Linked DNA regions of Homo sapiens: region 1 is linked to region 2. Evidence: chromatin contacts called from ENCODE Hi-C or POLR2A ChIA-PET data. All regions are on one chromosome and are shown on one strand. The core of a region is the stretch at or near the end of the contact, and the rest is flanking DNA. Distances in the headings are between cores, read along the strand shown. Region 1 overlaps COL26A1 (collagen type XXVI alpha 1 chain). Region 2 holds the start of FIS1 (fission, mitochondrial 1).

Evidence for each region. A loop is a pair of places that touch in the nucleus more often than their neighbours do. ChIA-PET counts read pairs that join two places held with the same protein, here RNA polymerase II (POLR2A). Pooled maps may share reads with other maps.
Region 1: a pooled map shows a loop between it and region 2 (2.8-fold over the local background). The contact joins the enhancer-like site here to the promoter of FIS1 in region 2. A Hi-C loop is called at or near these places in 3 of 50 pooled maps. POLR2A ChIA-PET finds 5 or more read pairs at or near these places in 5 of 52 experiments (GM12878, T-cell, activated CD4-positive, alpha-beta memory T cell and 1 more).

The regions. Positions count from the first base shown.
Region 1 is chr7:101,388,775-101,392,488 of GRCh38, forward strand. All of the region lies in intron 1 of COL26A1 (collagen type XXVI alpha 1 chain), which reads left to right. Among named protein-coding and RNA genes, the nearest start is that of COL26A1, 28 kb to the left of the region's middle. RefSeq lists enhancers at 2,174-2,468, 2,432-2,551. Within about 2 kb of position 2,282, at least 4 of the 41 ENCODE cell types and tissues checked have a DNase peak (open chromatin) inside an H3K27ac peak, as active enhancers do; they include GM12878, where a contact is called at or near this core.
Region 2 is chr7:101,243,061-101,246,671 of GRCh38, forward strand. It overlaps FIS1 (fission, mitochondrial 1), which reads right to left and starts at 2,021. Exons shown (of 5, transcript NM_016068.3): 1 at 1,900-2,021; 2 at 947-1,079. The coding sequence starts at 1,944. RefSeq lists enhancers at 1,665-1,714, 1,805-2,044.

The sequences.
Region 1 (3,714 bases), core at 1,032-3,531, 150 kb after region 2:
CCAGGCTGGTCTCAAACTCCTGACCTCAAGTGATCCTCCCGCCTCGGCCTCCCAAAGTACTGGGATTACAGGCGTGAGCCACCATGCCTGGCCCTTTTTCTTTTCAGCCTTGGACTTAGCGACTGAGTAGCTCCTCTTGTACATTGCCTTTCTGGAACACATAGCAGATCAGGAATATCTACCAATTCCTCTGACAAGGACAGGATTTTGGCCGCCATGGGGCTTCCCCTTCTTGGGCTTTTTAGCCTTGAGGTGACCGTTTTTCACCTTGCCACCAGAATCAGCCTTCTTGGCTTCAGGTTTCCTCAGTATCCGTCTTAACATTTTCACCCACTGTCTTGCAAGATGGGAAAGAGCGGGTTTTGACCGAATGGGTATGAAGTGGTATCTCATTGTGGTTTTGATTTGTCTTTTCCTAATGATTAGTGATGTTGAACATCTTTTTAGGTGCTTGCTGGCCATTTGTATATCTTCCTTGGAGAAATTTCTATTATTAAGCTGTTAGCCCTGTTTTGAATTGGGTTGTTTCTATATTGTTGTTGAGTTGTAGGAGTTCCTTATGTATCTGGATATTAACCCTTTATCAGATGTATGATTTGCACATTTTTTTTTTTTTTTTTTTTGAGATGGAGTCTCACTCTGAAGCCCATGCTAGAGTGCAGCGGCTCAGTCTTGGCTCACTGCAACCTCTGCCTCTGGGGCTCAAGCGATTCTCCTGCCTCAGCCTCCTGAGCAGCTGGGACTACAGGCATGCACCACCATGTCCAGCTATTTTTTTTGTATTTTATTTTATTTTTTGAGATGGAGTTTTTCTCTTGTTGCCCAGGCTGGAGTGCAATGGCGCGATCTTGGCTCACGGCAACCTCTGCTACCCGGGTTCAAGAAATTCTCGTGCCTCAGCCTCTCGAGTAGCTGATTACAGGCATGCGCCACCATGCCCAGCTAATTATGTACTTTTAGTAGAGACGAGGTTTCTCCATGTTGGGCAGGCTGGTCTCGAACTCCCAACCTCAGGTGATCCGCCCATCTCGGCCTCCCAAAGTGCTGGGATTACAGGCGTGAGCCACCGCGTCTGGCAATTTTTTGTATTTTAGTAGAGATGGGGTTTCACCGTGTTGCCCAGGTGGTCTTGAACTCCAGAGCCCAGGAGATTTCCCCACCTCTTCTTGTATTCTGTGAGTTGCCTTTTCACTCTGTTGATTGGATCTTTCGATGCACAGAAATTTTTACTTTTGATGTAACTTAATTTATTGATATCTCTTTTTTTCTCCTGTTGGCTGGGCTTTTTTTGGGTGTCATAGCCAAGAAATCATTGCCAATCTAGTGTCATGAAGCTTTTAAGAGTTTTAGACCTTTTAGGTCTCATGTTAAGGGTTTTTTTTTTTTTTTTTTTTTTTTTTTGAGACAAAGTCTCATTCTGTCATCCAGGCTAGGGTGCAGTGGCACAATCTCAGCTCGCTGCAACCTGCCTTCTGGGTTCAAGCGATTCTCCTGCCTCAGCCTCCCGAGTAGCTGGAATTACAGGTGTGTGCCACCTGTAATGGGGTTTCACCGTGTTGGCCAGGCTGGTCTTGAACTCCTGACCTCAAGCGATCTGCCCGCCTCGGCCTCTCAATGTGCTAGGATTACAGATGTGAGGCACTGAGCCTGGCTTTAGTTTTGTTTTGGTGAGACAGGGTCTTGCTCTGTTGTTCAGGCTGGAGGGCAGTAGTGCAATCATAGCTCACTGCAGCCTCAAACTCCTGGGCTCAAGCCATCCACCCACCTCTGCCTCCTGAGTAGCTGGGACTACAGGCATGCACTACCATGCCTGGCTACTTTTTAAATTTTTTGAGAAATGGGATCTTGCTATATTGTCCAGGCTGGTCTCAAACTCTTGGCCTCAAGTAATCCTCCAGCCTCAGGCTCTCAAAGCATTCAGATTACAGATGTGAGCCACCATGCCTGGCCTGGAGCCACTTTTAAAGAAGCCACCAGCTTTAGGGCATGGAAGTGGATGGAGAAGGGAGATATTTCTAAAAATTTCTTGGAAATATCTGGTGAGGTCTCAGGGATTCCGAGGCTGGGAAGCTCAGTGGGCTGTGCAACCGGTCCAGGCTGTGTGGGGAGGGGGCCTTGCCTGTGGGCCTCCCGGGGACCTCAGAATTCTTTGCTCCTCTCTCCTCCCACTGTGGCTTTAGAGATCCTTTCCCTCTCTAGGTCTACTCTTTGGCCTGTGCCCTTTGCCTCTGGCCTGACCTGCTAACCAAAGCCTTCTGTTCTGAGGTCAGCCGCTGCCTGGCTGTGGTAACAGGAGCCTCAGGGGAACAGAGCAGCGGAAGGAAAGGGGGATGGGGAGGGCCCCAGCCCTTGAAGCTGAGCAGATGGCAAAGAAAAACATGGCCTGTTTGCCTCTCTGGGGTGTCCGGTTCTGGGGGCAAGGCAGGAGTTTCTCTGGTCTCAGTTTATTCACACATGACTGTGCGTGGGAGCATATAGGGGGGTGTGGGTCACCCCCTTTTTGCTGGAAGCATCCGGGCCTGGCCGGGATTCTATTTTTTTTATTTTTTTTAAAAAGTGTTCCTGGGGCCTGATTGTATCTGATCTGTGAATTCATCTTGGGCAAGGGCTGTGATATACTCCTGGGCCCGTATCCTAGGACCTAGAGAAGGTCCTATTGGATGACAGCTGGAGCCAGGAAATTTCAGAAGCAAACTAGAGTCTTCATGTTTCTCATTTAGTCCTTCTAGGTCTTCTCTATGGTTCTCTGGAAGGAGACATTGATCTCTGCATTTGGACCCTATTTTTATTATTATTTATTTTTGAGACGGAGTCTCACTCTTCTGCCCAGGCTGGAGTGCAGTGGCACGATCTCAGCTCACTGCAACCTCCACCTCCCAGGTTCAAAGAGATTCTCCTGCCTCCCGAGTAGCTGGGACTACAGGCGTGTGCCACCACGCCCGGCTAATTTTTCTATTTTTAGTAGAGACGGGGTATCACCATGTCAGTCAGGCTGGTCTCAAACTCCTGACCTCAAATGATCTGCCCACCTCGGTCTTCCAAAGTGCTGGGGTTATAGGCATGAGCCACCATGCCAAGCCTTTCTTTTCTTTTCTTTTCTTTTCTTTTCTTTTCTTTTTTTTCTGTAGAGATGTGGTCTTGCTATGTTGCTCAGGCTGATCTTGAATTCCTGGTCTCAAGTGATCCTCCCGCCTCAGCTTCCTAAAGTGCTGGGATTACAGGCATGAGCCACAGCACCTGGCCTGGAAGTGCATTCTCAGAGTCCAGCAGGGCAGTGTGTGTTCTTCGAGGCAGGGAAGTGTATGGGCCTGAGACATCAGTGGATGCAAATGGCTAAGGAAAGAGGTCATTCTGGCAGAGGAGGGAGAAGTTGCTAGAGATTTCACTGCAGAGGTGTGACGGGGCTGGGCCGTGAGGGTGGCGGGTGCACAGGCAGGAGGGTTACTCCAGGTTGCAGGAAAACAGCAGGAGTGAAGGTACATGAGGGCCATGAGTCTGGCCTGTTGGGGCAGTGTGCATCTACCTCCTGCCCCCCAGCTATAGGCACCGGTTCCTTTTTCCATCTGTTGTTATGAGCAGGTGCCTTCCGTACCAGCTAGGGAACAAGTATCCAACAACCAGGCTTTTTTTTTTTTTTTTTTTTTTAAGATGGAGTCTCACTCTGTCATCTAGGCTGGACTGTAGTGGTGCCATCTCAGCTCACTGCAACCTCCG
Region 2 (3,611 bases), core at 771-3,270:
CGATTTTATATACGGGACTTGGGTGGCTATTGGTATCTGTGGGGGTGGGGTTCCTAGAACCAATCCCCCATGGCTACAGAGGGATGGCTGTACACTGACTGTGTGCTTATAAATGATTATTTGAACACAAGGAGCTACAGAGAAACTAAGTGGTTAAGTATTGTGGCCTCTGACAAATGATGACCCACCTAAAACCAATAGGAAATAGGGTTCCCATCCAAAAAGCACTATCTGGCTGGACGAGGTGGCTCACACCTGTAATCCCAACACTGTGGGAGGCCGAGGTGGGCAGATCACCTGAGGTCAGGAGTTAGAGACCAGCCTGACCAACATGGTGAAACCCTATCTCTACAAAAAATACAAAAATTAGCTGGGCGTGGTAGTGGGCACCTGTAATCCCAGCTACTCAGGATGTTGATGCAGGAGAATTGCTTGAACCGGGAGGTGGTGGTTGCAGTGAGCTGAGACAGCGCCACTGTACTCCAGCCTGGGGGACAGAGCAAGACTCCGTCTCAAACAAAAACAAAAAACAAAAAGCACTATCTGCTCACAATTTTGTAGGACAGTCCTCTGTACCTCTTCCATGCCACAAAAGATTCTCAATAGCTGCTAAGCAACACGGTGGTGGTGTTGGGGGGAAGGGCATGGGCCTAGGTCTCACAAAACAGGAGCTTCTAGTCCCAATTCAGCCATTAACTGATTAGTTGGGTGACCTCAAGTCACTTTCCCAGATCAAGACAGTCCTGGGGGAACTGACATGCTACACTCTGTCTGGCAAAACAATGGTGGGCGGTAAGTAGCCAAAAGTTCACTGGGAGACGTCAAGCTAAGTATAGCCCTTGGTGCAGTAAATCTACCGGAGACAACTCAGAGGTGCCTGGACTACGGGGCCCACATCGCAGAGCAGCCCAGATGGCAGCGGGAAAGGGAGAGTACAGCGCCTCACCCTCGAGCAGCACGATGCCTTTACGGATGTCATCATTGTACTTGCTCCGCACCAGGCACCAGGCGTACTCAAACTGCGTGCTCTTGGACACCGAGCCTGCTGCCTTCTCAGACTGAAATTTCTTTTCAAACTTCTGCCACAGGGGAGGAAAGGAATCATTTAGAAATGTAGGGCGTCAACCATTCTCTATCTGGACATGCCATCTCCCTGGCTCTGCCCCTTTCCCTCGCAGGTCTCGGTATCTGGCACCCCAGCTTCTGCTATCTCCATGCCCGGGACCCAGGCTTTCGGCTCCTCCGGGCCTGCGGGCCAGCTCTTGGGACAGAGGCCCCCGGTCTCCCCTCCCCGCGGCGGTACCGAGCGGAGATGCCACCTGGTGGCAGCTCCAGGCACCGCTCCCGGAGCAGCTGACCCCGGCGGCCGAACAGTAAACACGCTGTCAGAACTGCTCAACAGCCCACGCGGTCCTCATTTGAGGCTGCTGGCCCCATCCTGCCCCACCCTGCCGGGCCTGGACCTTTTATTGTCCAGGAATAGAAGTAGTGCCTACCTCCTAGAGCTACAAAGACTGAGATCTGGCATGCGATGCCTTAGCACCGTGCCGGACGCAGTAATAGGTGACACCTTATGATGGTCACTGTATTCCTCCACCGCTGGAGGAGCGCCCTGAGCTCACAGCTCCTGCATGATCCCAGATCCCGTCAGTCTAACCACGGTCGGGCTCCAGGCCCGTAGTCTGAGGTGTGGGGGGCTCAGGACACTACAACTCCCAGGAGCCTCTGCGGCATAGCAGGCCCTCCGGGCAGGAGCCAGGCGCTGTGGAGGCTGCCGGGAGCCGTAGTTCGGCTTCCCTCGGCCAAGCCGATGCCGGGAGGAGGGTTCGGCCCCTACCTGACTCTCCTCAGGACCCGCCCTCCGACCTTCCCTTTCCCTCTGTCCGGGCCAGGCCTCACCAGCAGGTCCTCCACAGACACCAGCTCGTTCAGCACGGCCTCCATGGCCACTGCCCCCGCGAGCCTCACACTACAGTCTACTGTGCCACAGTCTCCATGGCCCAGTGGCAGGGGCGGAGAACCACTTCCGGCGTCCGGCGGATGCTGGCACGACCTGGCGACGCCCCGCCCCTTCCTCTCAGTTCAGCAGCGCCGGCGGGGCGCTAGTGCGCAGGCTCGGCCGGTCCCTCCAGCCCGCAGACTGCGCGCAGGGAGACCTTCCCCAGGTTGGTCTTCCCAGGTGCCTCAGCCGGTGCCTTCCTCTGTGGAGGCTTCCCTAGGGAAACTGGAGGCCATGTCTTGGCGGTTAGCCCCCAGGATGAAAACAGCAAAAAGAGGGTGGGTAGCTGACCAGAGATCACAGTACATTAGGGTGCCAAGCTGACGCCCCTCAGAAATCTAGGACCTTGGAGGCCACGTGACTATTCATCGCCTGCAACAAAATCTTAACTAGAACCGGGAGCCCGGCGCGTAGCTCACGTCCGAAGCCCAACAACTTGGGAGGCCGCGGCGGGAAGATCGCTGGAGGCCAGGAGTTCAAGACCAGCCTGAGCAACATAGCGAGACCCTATCTCTACAAAATTTTTAAAAAAATCAACCGGCGTGGTGGCGTGCACCTGTACTCCCAGCTACTGGGGCGGCTGAGGCAGGAGGATCGCTTGAGTCCGGGAGTTCGAGGCTGCAGTGAGTTATCGCGCCACTGCACTCCAGCTTGAGCGACAGAGACCTTGTCTCAAAAAACCCACCAACAGCAGCAAACTAGTATCGGGGTTTCTTGGGCCTCTGCTGACTCTCACAATGCAAGAGCAGAGGCAACTGGATCTGTAAACCACACAGCCACACAGGGGTAGTCATAGGAGACACTATCAACGGGAAGTTTTTCAAAAAGCAACGGCCCCATTATTGGCAGAGAAGGTCCAATTTTCAATATTATTTACATAAACCATTTTGGGAGTGCACCCCAGGCGGGAAACCTGCCACATGGGGTCACGGGCAATGGGGAGCTTAGCAGTGAGGAGCTATCAGAGCATGGGAAGGAGAAAGGTGTGGACACCTCTGGCTTCAGTTTCTGTGCAGTGAGGGGACTGGGTAAGTAGCAACTTTCAAATTCTTTTCCCCTTGAGTCACATTGGAGTGTAAGTTCCTTGAGGGCAGAGACTTACCTTGCTTATCCAGCATCTAGCACAGGGCTTGGCAGAGAGTGAGGGCTCAATAAATATTTGTTGAATAAACACGGAAAAAGCAAATTAATTGTAAACAAGGCACTGCACATGCAGGGGATAATCATCCAGACACCTTCCGCGTTTGCAAAGCCCCTTTAATTTTTATTATTTTTTAGAGACAGGGTCTCATTCTGTGGCCCAGGCTGGAGTGCATGCAGCGGCACAATCAGAGCTTACTGCAGCCTTGACCTCCTGAGCTCCTGTAATCCTCCTGCCTTAGTCTCCCAAGAAGCTGGGACTACAGGTGTGCACCACCACACCCAGGTTGTTTTTTGTTTTTTGTTTTTTTTTTCCGAGACAGTTTCTCGCTCTGTCACCCAGGCTGGAGCGCAGTGGCACAATCTCGGCTCACTGCAACCTCCGCCTCCTGGGTTCAAGCGATTCTCTTGCTTCAGCCTCCCAAGTAGCTGGGATTACAGGCGCCGGCCATCACACCCAGCTAATTTTTGT